Regions from separate parts of the Homo sapiens genome. Here region 2 is linked to region 1. A link is a contact called in ENCODE Hi-C or POLR2A ChIA-PET data. All regions are on one chromosome and are shown on one strand. The core of a region is the stretch at or near the end of the contact, and the rest is flanking DNA. Distances in the headings are between cores, read along the strand shown.

Evidence for each region. A loop is a pair of places that touch in the nucleus more often than their neighbours do. ChIA-PET counts read pairs that join two places held with the same protein, here RNA polymerase II (POLR2A).
Region 2: a map of endothelial cell of umbilical vein shows a loop between it and region 1 (2.1-fold over the local background). The contact joins two enhancer-like sites. A Hi-C loop is called at or near these places in 1 of 168 maps with a recorded cell type or tissue (endothelial cell of umbilical vein). POLR2A ChIA-PET finds 5 or more read pairs at or near these places in 1 of 52 experiments (H1).

Annotation. Positions count from the first base shown.
Region 1 is chr5:125,556,536-125,563,071 of GRCh38, forward strand. The region is part of intron 3 of LINC02240 (long intergenic non-protein coding RNA 2240); the gene reads left to right. All of the region lies in intron 8 of LOC124901056 (a long non-coding RNA gene), which reads right to left. Among named protein-coding and RNA genes, the nearest start is that of LINC02240, 67 kb to the left of the region's middle. Within about 2 kb of position 2,941, at least 2 of the 41 ENCODE cell types and tissues checked have a DNase peak (open chromatin) inside an H3K27ac peak, as active enhancers do; they include endothelial cell of umbilical vein, where a contact is called at or near this core.
Region 2 is chr5:125,658,238-125,664,374 of GRCh38, forward strand. The region is part of intron 6 of LOC124901056 (a long non-coding RNA gene); the gene reads right to left. Among named protein-coding and RNA genes, the nearest start is that of LINC02240, 170 kb to the left of the region's middle. Within about 2 kb of position 1,599, at least 2 of the 41 ENCODE cell types and tissues checked have a DNase peak (open chromatin) inside an H3K27ac peak, as active enhancers do; they include endothelial cell of umbilical vein, where a contact is called at or near this core.

The sequences.
Region 1 (6,536 bases), core at 1,691-4,190:
ACTTTATAAAATCTCTGGATGGATATCTTATTTCAGTTTATATTTTAGAGCTCAGAATCCAAACCACCCCTATATAATAAACTGAAGAACTGAGCAGAAGTAGGTAGTAATCTCAGCACAACATGAGCAGAGAATCAGAGTGAATAGGAAACTGAGAGATACACTGAACTAGCACCTATATTATTCATACGAATAGATGGAGACCAAGAAAGACTAGCTTTAAATTCCTGTCACTAATTATTATCTGAGACAAAATTCCTCTAAACTATGCATTGATTAACTCCTGCTATTTTTCTTTTTTCTGATGTGGCTAACATTGGTTTTGTAACAGGCACTATTCTCAGCTATTTAAATGAACTTATTAATTGAGTCTTTACAGCATTCGATGTGATATAGGTGTGCCCATTTTAAAGAAAAGAAAACTGAGTCACAGGAACATAAAGAACTTGCTCCCAGTCACACAATTAATAAACGGCTGAGCCAAGACACAAACCTAGCCAGGCCCACTCTAGAGTATGCGATCTTAACCTCTACACTTCTCTTCATCATCATTAGTATACTTAGTAGTCTCCTATTGCTACTGTAACAGATTAGGTAGCTTAAACAACACCAATGTATCATCTTACAGCCTTAGAAATCACAAGTCCAAAATGGCTTTCACTGGCTAAAATCAAGGTGTTGGCAAGCCTGCATTCCTTCTGCAGACTCTAAGGCAAAACCTGTTTCCTTTCCTTTTCCAGCATCTGAAATCCAACCACATTCTTTGGTTTGTGGCTCCTTACTCCATCTTCAAAGCCAGCAGGGTAGTACTTTTAAAAGTCCGTTTCTGGCCAAGTGCGGTGGCTCACGCCTGTAATCCCAGCACTTTGGAAGGCCGAGGCAAGTGGATCACTTGAGGTCAGGAGTTCGTGACCAGCCTGGCCAACATGGTAAAACCCCATCTCTACTAAAAATACAAAAATTAGCTAGGCGTGGTGGTGTGCACCTGTAATCCTAGCTACTCGAGAGGCTGAAGCAGGAGAATCACTTGAACTAGGGAGGTGGAGGTTGCAGCAAGTCGAGATCGCACCATTGCACTCCAACCTGGGCAACAGAGTAAGATTCGGGCTCAAAAAAAAAAAAAAAAAAAAGTCAGTTTTTGTCCGCTTCCATAGTCACATTGCCTTCTGTTTTTAAATTCTGATCTTCCTTCCTCCTTTATAAGAGGAAGGACCCTTATAACCACATTGGGTCAGATAATCCAAGATCATCTCCTCTTCTAAAAATCTTTAGCTTAGTCCCACCTGTGAAATCCCTTGTACCATGTAAGATAACATATTCACAGGTTTGGGGGGATTAGGACAGGGACATTTTTTTAGAGGACATTATTCACCCTACCACAGTGAGTTGCAATTAATTTGAAACAAGAGTACCCAAATTACATATGGCAATTAGAAGTGACTATTGTGACTGTCGATCTCACTCAATCTGAATTATGAATCACTTCTTAAATAAAACTCAATCAACATTATCTCTCTTTTCTATAAGGAAACATCGTGATATTCTTAGATAACATGTAATGCACTTCATGGTTATGGCTGTTATTTTTAAGAAGACTATTCTTGCTTGCTTCTAGACACACAGAGACCCTAAGCCAAAAGCTACACAGCCAAAAGGCCTGGCTGTACATGGAGAGTCTCCAACATAACAATAATCTATTGCCAGATCTGACTTCATTGATGTGAATTCCAGTGCTAAACCTGCACACATCTCAAGATTATAGATGGCAGATGGATGGCACTAAAGATAGCTCTAGATACAGAGAAATTCTGTCTTTATCTCCTTATCATTTTCTTATGTCAGATGTAGAACATTTGAAAGATCAATTTGAGAAGTGGGGTAGTACACCAAAAACTCCCCTGGGGGGAAAAAAACACAAAATTTAAATCTAAGTCCAGCAATGAGATATTACTAGAAATTTCCTCATATGCAAATTAAATACAATAATTATTTTTCTTCTTATTTCTCTCTGTGGAGAATGGAATCATAACAGTTATGTATGTTGGAGGAGAAAGCAGGAAGTGGGAAAGAGTCATATTACGAGGTCTTGTTGGGAATAGCTCCTGCCTGTGGCTTCTGTACAGGCTCCTGCAAGTATTCGAAACAGGGGGAACAAGGCCACTCCGATATTACCAGTACTCTTTTTGACAGACATTTAAAATGTGCACTGCATAAAGAGTGTCTTTACATTTGTTTACACATCCACACACACACACATATGCAAGCACACACATATGCACTGATCTCTTTGTTGTGCTCTAGAAGAATATATCTGTTTCTTCACATAGTATTTTCAAAAGACTTTAAAAAATTTTGGGGGGAAACCAGTCAATCAGTTTAAATAATGGCCTATTTGAAATTTCCCTGATAGAGTATTCTAACATGCCCATTCAGAAAACTGTACACAACTGCAGTCAGAGCAAACAAAGACAATTTGCTCTTACAATGAAGTAGCTTAATGCTTTCCTTAAAGGTGTAACTTGATTAATTTGTTTTATGAGGCTAAGCAGGATGATCCAAGAAGAAAGGTGCCATGTAACTGCAGCACATTATTATTCATTATAATAAAGGCCATGGTAATAACAACTCAATGATAGAATATTAATAGACTTTATAGCAATGGCACAATGGAATTTCCAGAAGGCAGCAAGCAACTTTAAAGAAAATCGGATAGGGACCTCTCATGGCGAGAAACGAATCTTGTATATCCTAGGAAAAATGAAACGAAGATTGGCTATCTTTCATTCTCTTCCAGCTTTACATTTACATTGGCAGCAGAAGCTCACATCTGTGGAAGAACACCCATGCCCTTTCCCAATGGATTCAGGAAGAAGTTACTCCTATCAGCTTGTGTTTAATGTTATGAATCAGACTTGCTTGTCAGCATCATGATTCATGACGGTGAACAGAGAGTGTGTGGAGCCTGCATTTCTGTGGGTTGGGAATAGATAAGAGTATTTAGACAGCTTTCATATCCAGTCTCAGCCAGTCTTGCTGGATAAAAAAGAAACTTCAGAATATTCTCCAGATCTACTACAGACTCAGAGTGAGATCCAGGGAGATGAATCATTACTTGCTGAAGGCAAGTGTCAGGAATATATAATTGAAGACTCCATGAGCAACCTTGATGAAAAATTCAGTTCTTGTGTGTGAATTAAAAATGCACAAAATTCTAAACAAAAATTAGAGATCTCTGTTGGAGAGATATTCTATATGTCTGTCCTAATGGGCTAGTGAAAAACTATCTTAGGGAGAGAACATTTATGCACATGTATATAATCCTTGTCATTGAATGAGGTGACAATTTTTCTTTATTCAGCAACAAATGTCTTTACCCATGGTTTGAATTCCACTCTTAGTAACCACACCTGATGACATGGCCCTAAATTTACTCTCTTTGGCTACTCGACAATTATTAGGCACCTATGATGTGCAAGATATTATGAGCTAGGTTGTAGAGATACAAATTGTAAAGATAGCATAAGCACAAAAAATCCCTTAGATTAAAAAGTATATACTTCCCCCCACCAAAATGTTATAGTAAACATAGTGTGCAAAAAGCTTGAGAAACCAAGGAGGGCATTTCCGAGGAGGTCTGATGGTGAGAGAGGTTGCTTCTGAGGACTATCATTTGAATTTGGTTTTGTGGAACGATTAAGAACTTGACATTTGGACAAAAGGGGAAAGGAAGAAGAGGCATTTTTGGTTAGAAGAATCGTGCATACAAAATCATGGCGCGAAATAGAATGGGTTATATTAGACGAATAGCTAGTGCATCAGAGTGCTGGAATATAGGACTTATTGCTGAAATGGAGGAGGAAGGGTGGATGAAACTAAAAGAGGTGGTTGGTGAAACTTGCTAAGACGTGAAAATTTTAAATTGTTATGTATTTTTTTTATTTTTTATTATACTTAAGTTGAATCATGTGTTGGAAATACAATGCCAATGGAAAGCGGTTAGGAAGCAGATGACAAAAGAATTGAGAAGAATTGACTAAGTTCTCCAGAATGAATGAGGCAAATGAGAATGAGAGGCAAGGGAAGGAATGAAATTGGAAAATATGTTAGAAATGAAATTGAAAGTATTGAGTCACGTAGATAACAGACAAAGGAGTCTGGATTTTTCTCAAGTTACTCTGTAAACAAGACTGCTTTTAGGGAGGAAGGTAGTGGAGTGGCAGAGATATGGTAAAGAGATTGGCCTGAAGCACATTGAGAGAGTGCGTCCAGGTGGAGATGGGATCAGCTTGAGGTTGGGGGTAAGTTCTGGACTGACTGAGGATTTGGGAGTCAGCAACACAGTGATAACCATTCATGCCAAGGCTATAATAGACTACCCAGGATCACATATTGGCAGAGAAGGGAGTAGAATACAAAAAGCAAGTCCATGCTAATGAGAAATGTGTTAACTTTGCTCTGTTCCTCCACTGAGTCTGAAAAGAGGAAGGGCATGGATTTGACTCATCGACAATGCTGACTCCTCCAACTCTCTTGGGTTCCTTCATGTGTCTTCTACACTTATTATTTACACACACATATGAGTATGTCAGACTTTACTGAGGCATTCAAGGATACAACAAGTTCACAACATATGAAGAAAAGATTTTGAATCCATCATTGTTCAAGGGAAAAGCAGTCTAGAAGCTAAACTTTTCATGAAGTGTATTCTCAAGATGACACCCCCATTCTTAACTTTGCTCAACATTCTTTCCAAGAGAGTCTCCCCTAAATATGCTACATAGATTACAGCTGTCTTTTAAAATATAGAACTTACTTCCCAAAAGGTTTGGTCTTCTCTTAGGAATTCTTCCTCCTCTTCCAGCAAAACATTTCTGCACATCTGAGTTATTTAGTCTAAAATAATACACCCTGTGGGACTTAGATGAAATAATTCAGGGTGAAAATAAGCATTCCAAGTCTAGTCTTCTTCAATTCTCTTTATGAGTTTGGTGTGTACATATAGCTCTTTCATTTTTTGAGTGTCCAGTGATTAATTGTTGCTACCTTCCTATCTCTTAAATTACATATGTCAGAAAGTGCTATTTATTCTTCTAGTTTAACTAATATTTAAGAATTATGCCAGTTAAACAGATTGAAGAGAAATAGTCAAATGAAAAAAACAAGAAATGAAAGCTTCAACAGGCGTGTATTCAAGAGCGGAAAGTGCAGGAAGAAGAATGAATAAATTGAAGTTGAAAATAAGTTGCAGAATAAATCTTGTAGCCAGTCTAAGGGCTTGTTATCATAAATCCCAGAGGCATTTGGGTATATAATATAATATTATTATACTTAAGTTGAATCTGTTTCCCACCTCTGACTTCAGAAATGTGTTTGGCCCATGTTGTAATAGCCTGAGAAACTGAAGATAAAGAATGAAATTTTTGTTAATGCCTGAGTGTTCCCAGTATACCTTTTTCTCTAATATTCATATTGTACTTGTGAAAAACTGATGTTGATTAAATATACCTGGTCCACATGAGGTGCTTAAGATAGGTCAAGCTACACCGTGCTGGACCTAGAGGTGCAGTTAAGCTTCCTTCCAACAATTCCAACATGACCCTCCCTTGTTCTCAGAGATTATCATCAGTAACTATTCCTCTCATGGTACGGATATAATGACTTGCACCTGTGCCTATCCTGGTACATGTTTCTGATCTTGCCACATATCCCAGTGGTACTGACTTCCTTCTGTTTCTTTAGAACAGATTTTCCCAAGGGGAGTCCACACCGGGGCTTTTCCTCCATCCAAGCCTTTTGCTGGCATTTGTTAACCCAGTGAAAGCCAAATTATACAGGGGTGAGGAGCAATTGAAACAGACTGATGTGAAGATAGAAGTTGATGGCAATGGGAAAGGGAAGGATACATTCAGGGGAAGAAATTTTAGGATGAGAAAGATTTGAGAACGTTTGTAGTCTGAGATGAAATCATCAATGAAAGAAGAAAGTCACAAAGATACTAAAGAGTCAAGTTATAATTGATGGTTCAGGAACACAGGAGGCAGTAGGGTTTGGAATGTAGGACTTAAGAGGAACTATCCCAAATTGTTAGTTCCTCTGCCCTGAGAATGAAAGAAATAAAGTACAATAACATTTTTACGTCTGTCTATTACATGTCTCAGACTGAAAGAACAGCCATTTAAGATAGAGGCCTGCCTTACCCACCCACACCATCAGGGTCTGTTGGTCTCTTCCCTTGCTATGCAAAAGTGAAAACCTGGGCTCTTTAAAAACAGAACAAAGGAGAAGAGCTTTCCAACAAGAAGCCAATGCTTCAGTTGCTAAGACAGAACAGAGCAACAACTATAATACATTAATATACTGTATAGGTTGCTGATTTAGTAGTTTTGCAATTATTTTAAAAATATGGCCATTTTGCTTTTATACTAGCATGAAAAAGAGCTGAATCCAGAAGTCACTCAGAAATATGACTTCTTTATATAAGAAAGAAAAGGCTTGATAAAAAGAGAAGGGACCTAACCTACAATTGTGGTTGAATG
Region 2 (6,137 bases), core at 349-2,848, 100 kb after region 1:
CCATTTGTAGCACATTATGCAAATGATAAGACTAATCTTTTGCATTATACATAAGAGCTGCTTATTGTGCATTAACTAATTTATCTGACTAGGAAGGGGCTATGAATGCTGATTTTTATTAAGCTCTTCATTAAGTGAAAATGTAGGCATGGCAAGTGCATATATTAGTATGTGCCTGTCTTGCATGGATGAATAAATACATATACACATCTAGTTACCAAGTGACATTCTTTTGGTGGCAAAAATCATCAACTTTAACTTTTTTTTAGTCACATCAGTAAGATGAGAAAGTGAAAATTAAACACTCAATGGAAAAGACTCTTGTATCATTAAAAAATCACCACTTTTTTTTATCATAGTCCTAAAAGTGTTTTTTAAAAGAACAGAATGTGTAGCCTAAAGTCAATAGTTTAAATCTTAAGTATCCTTGAGTATCCAGTGACTATTTTTATGATCATAAAAAGCCGACAATGAATAATTGAACACCAAGTCAAATTAATAACCTCAGTTTTTATATATGCTTAATTTGAGTAGAATAAAAGAAAAAAAGAGCAAAATAGTATTCTATTAAATATACAATAATCAATTTGGTCTAAATCTAGGCAGGAATGTCTAGATGAACACGTGAATAATGTAATCCTCACTTAATTAGCACATTTCATTAAGGCACACATTTAAAACAAACCCAGCCTCTACATAGACAGGCACATCTCAGCAAGTTGTGTAAAATTTGACCAACTTTCACAAGAGAAGAAATACCAAAAATATCACACTTTATTTGCTTGATGAAATTGATATAAATCTATCTTAGCCAATGTATATTGGGAACTCTCTATATGCAAATTGTTATGAGTATTTTAAGCTTATTACTTAAAAAAAATTTTAACAATCCTGTTAACAGCTCCCCAATAGGAGATGAGTAAGTGATTATTTCTATAACTGGTTTTCAAGGTGAAAAGGCTAAAGGAAATGAAATTAGCCTCTATCTTTGAAGATACTATATAGTAGCAATGACTAGGCAACAGACTGGGGAGGGGCAGAGATGCCGAATGCACCTCTGACTTCAAATTTGAGTTCTTAGTTTTAGTTCATTAAAATTAATGACCAATCACTGCATGTCATGCATGAGGAACAGCTCATTCCTTTATCAGTCAGGTAAACTGAAACACACACTACATGACACAAAACCAGCCCTGGGATTTGGCCATGAGCCCAACTTAACTGCAGAATGTTTATAAAATTATTAAAATTTATGGGTTGATAGCACTCTCAAGCAATTTATTATAGCTGTAAACCATTTTTAACTTTTGAAAACACAATAAAGTTGATTTAATAATCCCCCTAATCTTATACACAACTTCCTCCAGAATTTTCTTCAATTATGCCTCATAAATTACAATTTATTGTATATTAGAGAAACACTAAAAAACAAATACTTCATGAGAATTTCATCAGATTCATTTATTCTGAAACATTTGCCAGAGAGCATAACAAATTCACATGTGACCCCTGTACTCTAAAGAGCTGAAGTTCAAACCAAAGCCACAGTGGAGAGTTCCTTTGCCAAGGATAATAACTAAAATCTTCCCTTGACTTGAGCCAGGACCTCAGCTTTAATGAATGCCGGGTCAAGAAGTCATGAAGAAAGAGGGGGGCAGTTCTAGGGAAATTCTGTCTATTCAAAAAACAGCTTGAATTGCAAAGCACAGATAGTCACCGTCACCTCTTTGTAGGACTTTGTTAGAGAACAAGCAACTGAAAAGAGAGATCACAAAGAGGCAGTAATTTTAAGCACACATTGTGTTTTCCTCAGGAGCAGCAGGACATCAGTATAAGCCCATTTACTGAGATTTAACAACTTTTAAGTGAAAATTTCATACTTTTAAAAATAGAATTTACGTTTAGGATCCAGAACCCTGCTTGAAGTATAATCCCCAATTGCGTATAGTCTGCCTTAAGGCAGAATTATTTCCTGGACCCAGTAGGTCTTGTGACTTACAGAACTTTATTTTCATAATTAAAACAGAAGGTTTTGAAAGTATGAGGAATTCATCAAATGTAACAAAAAGAAAATATATTTATAATAGATATGCTTCCTGGTTCAATGGGGAAAGAAGGATGGACATAATCATTTCCTGAGGAAAGTCTATGTGCAGTCAGAGGAAATATTGTACCAACATTCCTTAAATATTTCAGGTTTGTGCCTTCATGCTCACTTTAGGAGGCTGGAGGCTGAAAGCCCTAGTCAAGTAAATTTACCATTGACTTTAATATGCTAAAATTGCAACTGGTGATTTCCTGGTCTTGCGGATACCAGACTTTAGAGTGAAGCTGGCTCTGGGAGAACCTTTCAGGAGCAGGGAATTACTTCCAAAATGAGAGTTGTTTTTACTTGGGATATCCACAGGATCTGTCTTCTTAACATGAACAAGATCCCCTCATGGGACTCAAGAGCAATCAGAAAACAGGAGATGATGCTATCATGGACTTAGTCATACCAAAGGAGCTTTAACAGTCCTAAGACCATAGTGGGCCTAGTGGTGTCAGTTTAAAGTCAGAACCCCATAGAAAACTTACCTGGGCTCTTGTTTCTTTCTTTTCTCCTTGTTTACTCTGCCCCTAGTGCCTGGTGCTCTAAATGCTTGACTATGATACATGCTGTTCAAAGAACAGGTCTATGTGCTCTCCTTTCCTTGTTCATGTGGTTGGGTGTCTATACCTGTACCAATGATTCTCCTACCATCTTGGCCACCATAGCATCAAGTAGACACCCAGCCTAAGTTGGGTCAATGAAATTCCTCTCCCTGAAATACTGAGATAATTAAATGTATAAAGCTGAGGTAAAATCCTGAAGACCAAGGATTGAGGGCACTATTTTGTGGTGACCATGATGACTATGAGCAGAAGAGACTGGTCTACAGAGGAAAAAGCATAGAAAGCATTATAGAGAGAAGGAGGAATAAGTGAATATGAGACCATAGGGAGAGCTAGAGAAAATATCTGTCCTCTCTTTTCCCTATGATTTATCAGTTCCTGTGACGTCTACATGTATTTCTAACTCTTGGATCCTTTATATTCTCCTGTTCTATAAAGCCCATTTTAATTTGATCTAGTATGCCTACACTTCAGTAAATAACCCATCTTATATTCAAGAAATAAAAAATAAAATTACAAAGTATTTTGAACTAAATTAAAAGTTGATTCTTTTTGTTTTTGAATTTTTTTATAATTTCTACTTTTATTTTAGATACAGGAGGTACATGTGTGAGTATGTTACATGGGTATATTGCATAATGCTGAGGTTTGAGCTATGGAACCCATTACCCAGGTAGTCAGCATAGTACCCAATAGGTAATTTTTCAACCCATTCCCCCCTTTCTCCCTCCCTGTTCTCATAGTCTGCAGGGTCTATTGTTTGCATCTTTATGTCTATGTATACTCAAAGTTTAGCTCCCACTTATAAGGGAGACCATGTAGTATTTGGTTTTCTGTTCCTGCATTAATTTGCTTAGGATTATGGCCTCCAGTTGGATCCATGTTATTGCAAAGGATATGACTTTTTTATGGCTGCATAGTATTCCATGGGATATATACACCAGAATTTCTTTATCCAACCCACCACTGATGGGCACCCAGGTTGATTCCATGTCTTTGCTTTTGTGGATAGTGCTGCAAGAAATATACAAGTGCGTTTGTCTTTTCAGTAGAATAATATTTTTTCCTTTGGGAATATACCCAGTAATGGGATCGATTGGTTGAATGGTAGTTTTAAGTTCTTTGAGAAATCTCCAAACTGCTTTCCAGTGGCTGAAGTAATTTACATTTTCACCAACAGTGTATAAGCATTCCTTTTTCTCTGTAGCCTTGCAAACATCTGTTATTTTTTGAATTTTTAATAATAGCTATTCTGACTGGTGTGTGGTGTTAGATTGTATCTCACTGTGGTTTTGGCCTTTGATTATTAGCGATGCTGAGTATTTTTTCATATGTTCATTGGTTGTACATCTTCTTTTGAGAAGTATGTTTGTTCATGTCACTTGCCCAGATTTTAATGAGGTTGTTTTTTGCTTAAGTTCCTTATAGATTCTGGATATTAAACCTTTGTTGGATGATAGTTTGCAAATATTTTCTCCCATTCAGTAGATTGTCTGTTTACTCTGTTGATAGTGTCTTGTGCTGTGCAGAAGCTCTTTAGTTTAATTAGGTCCTATTTGTTAATTTTTGTTTTTATTGCAATTGCTTTTGGTATCTTTGTCATGAAATCTATGCCAGGTCCTATGTCCAGAATGGCATTTCCTAGGTTATCTTTCAAAGTTTTTATAGCTATAGGTTTTACAAGTCTTTAATCCATCTTGAGTTGATTTTTTATAAGGTATAAAGAATGGGTCCAGTTTCAATTTTCTGCATATGGCTAGCCAGCTATCCCAGCACCATTTATTGAATAAGGGGAGTTCTTTGCCTATCGCTTTTGTCAGCTTTGTCAAAGATCAGATGGTTGTAGGTGTGCAACTTTATTTCTGGATTCCCTCTTCTGTTCCATTGGTCTATGTGCCTGTGTTTGTACCATTACCATGCCATTTGGTTACTGTAGTCTTAAAGTATTGTTTGAAGTCAGGTAATGTGATGCCTCTAGCTTTGTTCTTTTTGCTTAGGATTGTTTTGACTATTTGGGCTTTTTTGATTCCATGTGAATTTAGAATAGTTTTTTTCAAATTCTGTGTAAAATTATCTTTCATTTTCATTTTCTGATTACCTTAGATTACATAACCCATTCCTTCAACCCTTCTCTATATGTTGTCAGCATCTTTGTGTCCTTTTATCCACCCATCCATAAAAGAGCCAACACAGAATATCTGTTTTCAAAGCCTGTACCAGGCTGATGCGTTAATGCTGCCAGAGTAAAACTACATCTGTGGTGACTACTCTCAGTATGTCCTGTAAAATTGCCCAGCAACTTGGTTTTGTTTGTAACAACTAATTCTGCTTGTTGGGAGGACATGCCCAAAGGCAAGGCAAGGGGGCAGCCTCTACAACTCTTCTAGGTGGGAGACAGTGGGTATCATCATGATATCCCTCAATGGCAGCATATCCTGCTTGTAAAGGAGGGTTTTTTTTGATGCGCTGCCATCTATAAACCAATCTGGGGCTCCCTTTATGTGAGTGGAAGTAAGGTGGTGAAACATGGTGAGAGAACTTTCAATGAGATCAGTGTGAGTGTTGGTCGGAGTTCAAAATTGGTGTTGAAGGTAAAAGAGTGATGGGATTATGATGGGAGTATCTATGAGGAGAGATAGAGTGTTGAAGGAGAGTTGAATGCAGGGCTTGCGTGCAAGAGGATGAGGTGGAGGTGAGTGCCTTATGGCTGAGCATATCTTGTAGACTGTGAGAGGAAAATACCTGAAGGGGTTCATAGAATGTGAGTTTTTGTGCCTCAGGGATAATTAGAGAGGTTGTGGCCAAAACTTTTAAGCAAAGGGGCCAGGTTTTGTAAATGGGATCTAGTTGGTTTGAAAAACATGCCACTGGTTGGAGGGAATCTCCCATGGGTTAGGCTAGTAGTCCAAGGGCCTGATTATAAGAAGTGTGTAAATATACATAAAAAGGTCTTAGGGGATTTGGAAGGCCTAAAGTGGGGGCCTGTAATAAAGCATGTTTTCGGTGAGAGAAAGCATGATAAACATCTGGGGTGGGATTGAGTGGTTGGTCAATATTTCCTTGTGTGTGTTTATAAAGGAGTTTACTGATAATAGAAAAATTTGCTATCCATAATCAGAAATATCCCACTTATCCAAGGAAAGAAAGTAAGTCCCTTTTTGTTTTAGGAATTGGGATTTGTTGAATGCCTTGCTTTCATGCAAGTGGAATTTCTTGAGTATTTCGAGTTATGATTAATCCTAGGTATAAAGCTTTTGGAGGTTAATTGGGCTTTTTTTTTTTTTTTTTTTTTTTTGGATAACTGGCACCCACATTCAGTGAAAAATTTTAAAAGCCTGGTGGTATGTTGAATACAATGTTTTAGAGTGGGGCTGCAAAGCAGTCAGTCATTCACATATTGAAGCAAAATGCTAGGTTGTAGAGGTAGATGGAAAAGGTCCAACTGAAGTGCATGACCAAAATATTGAGGGCTGTCTCTGAAC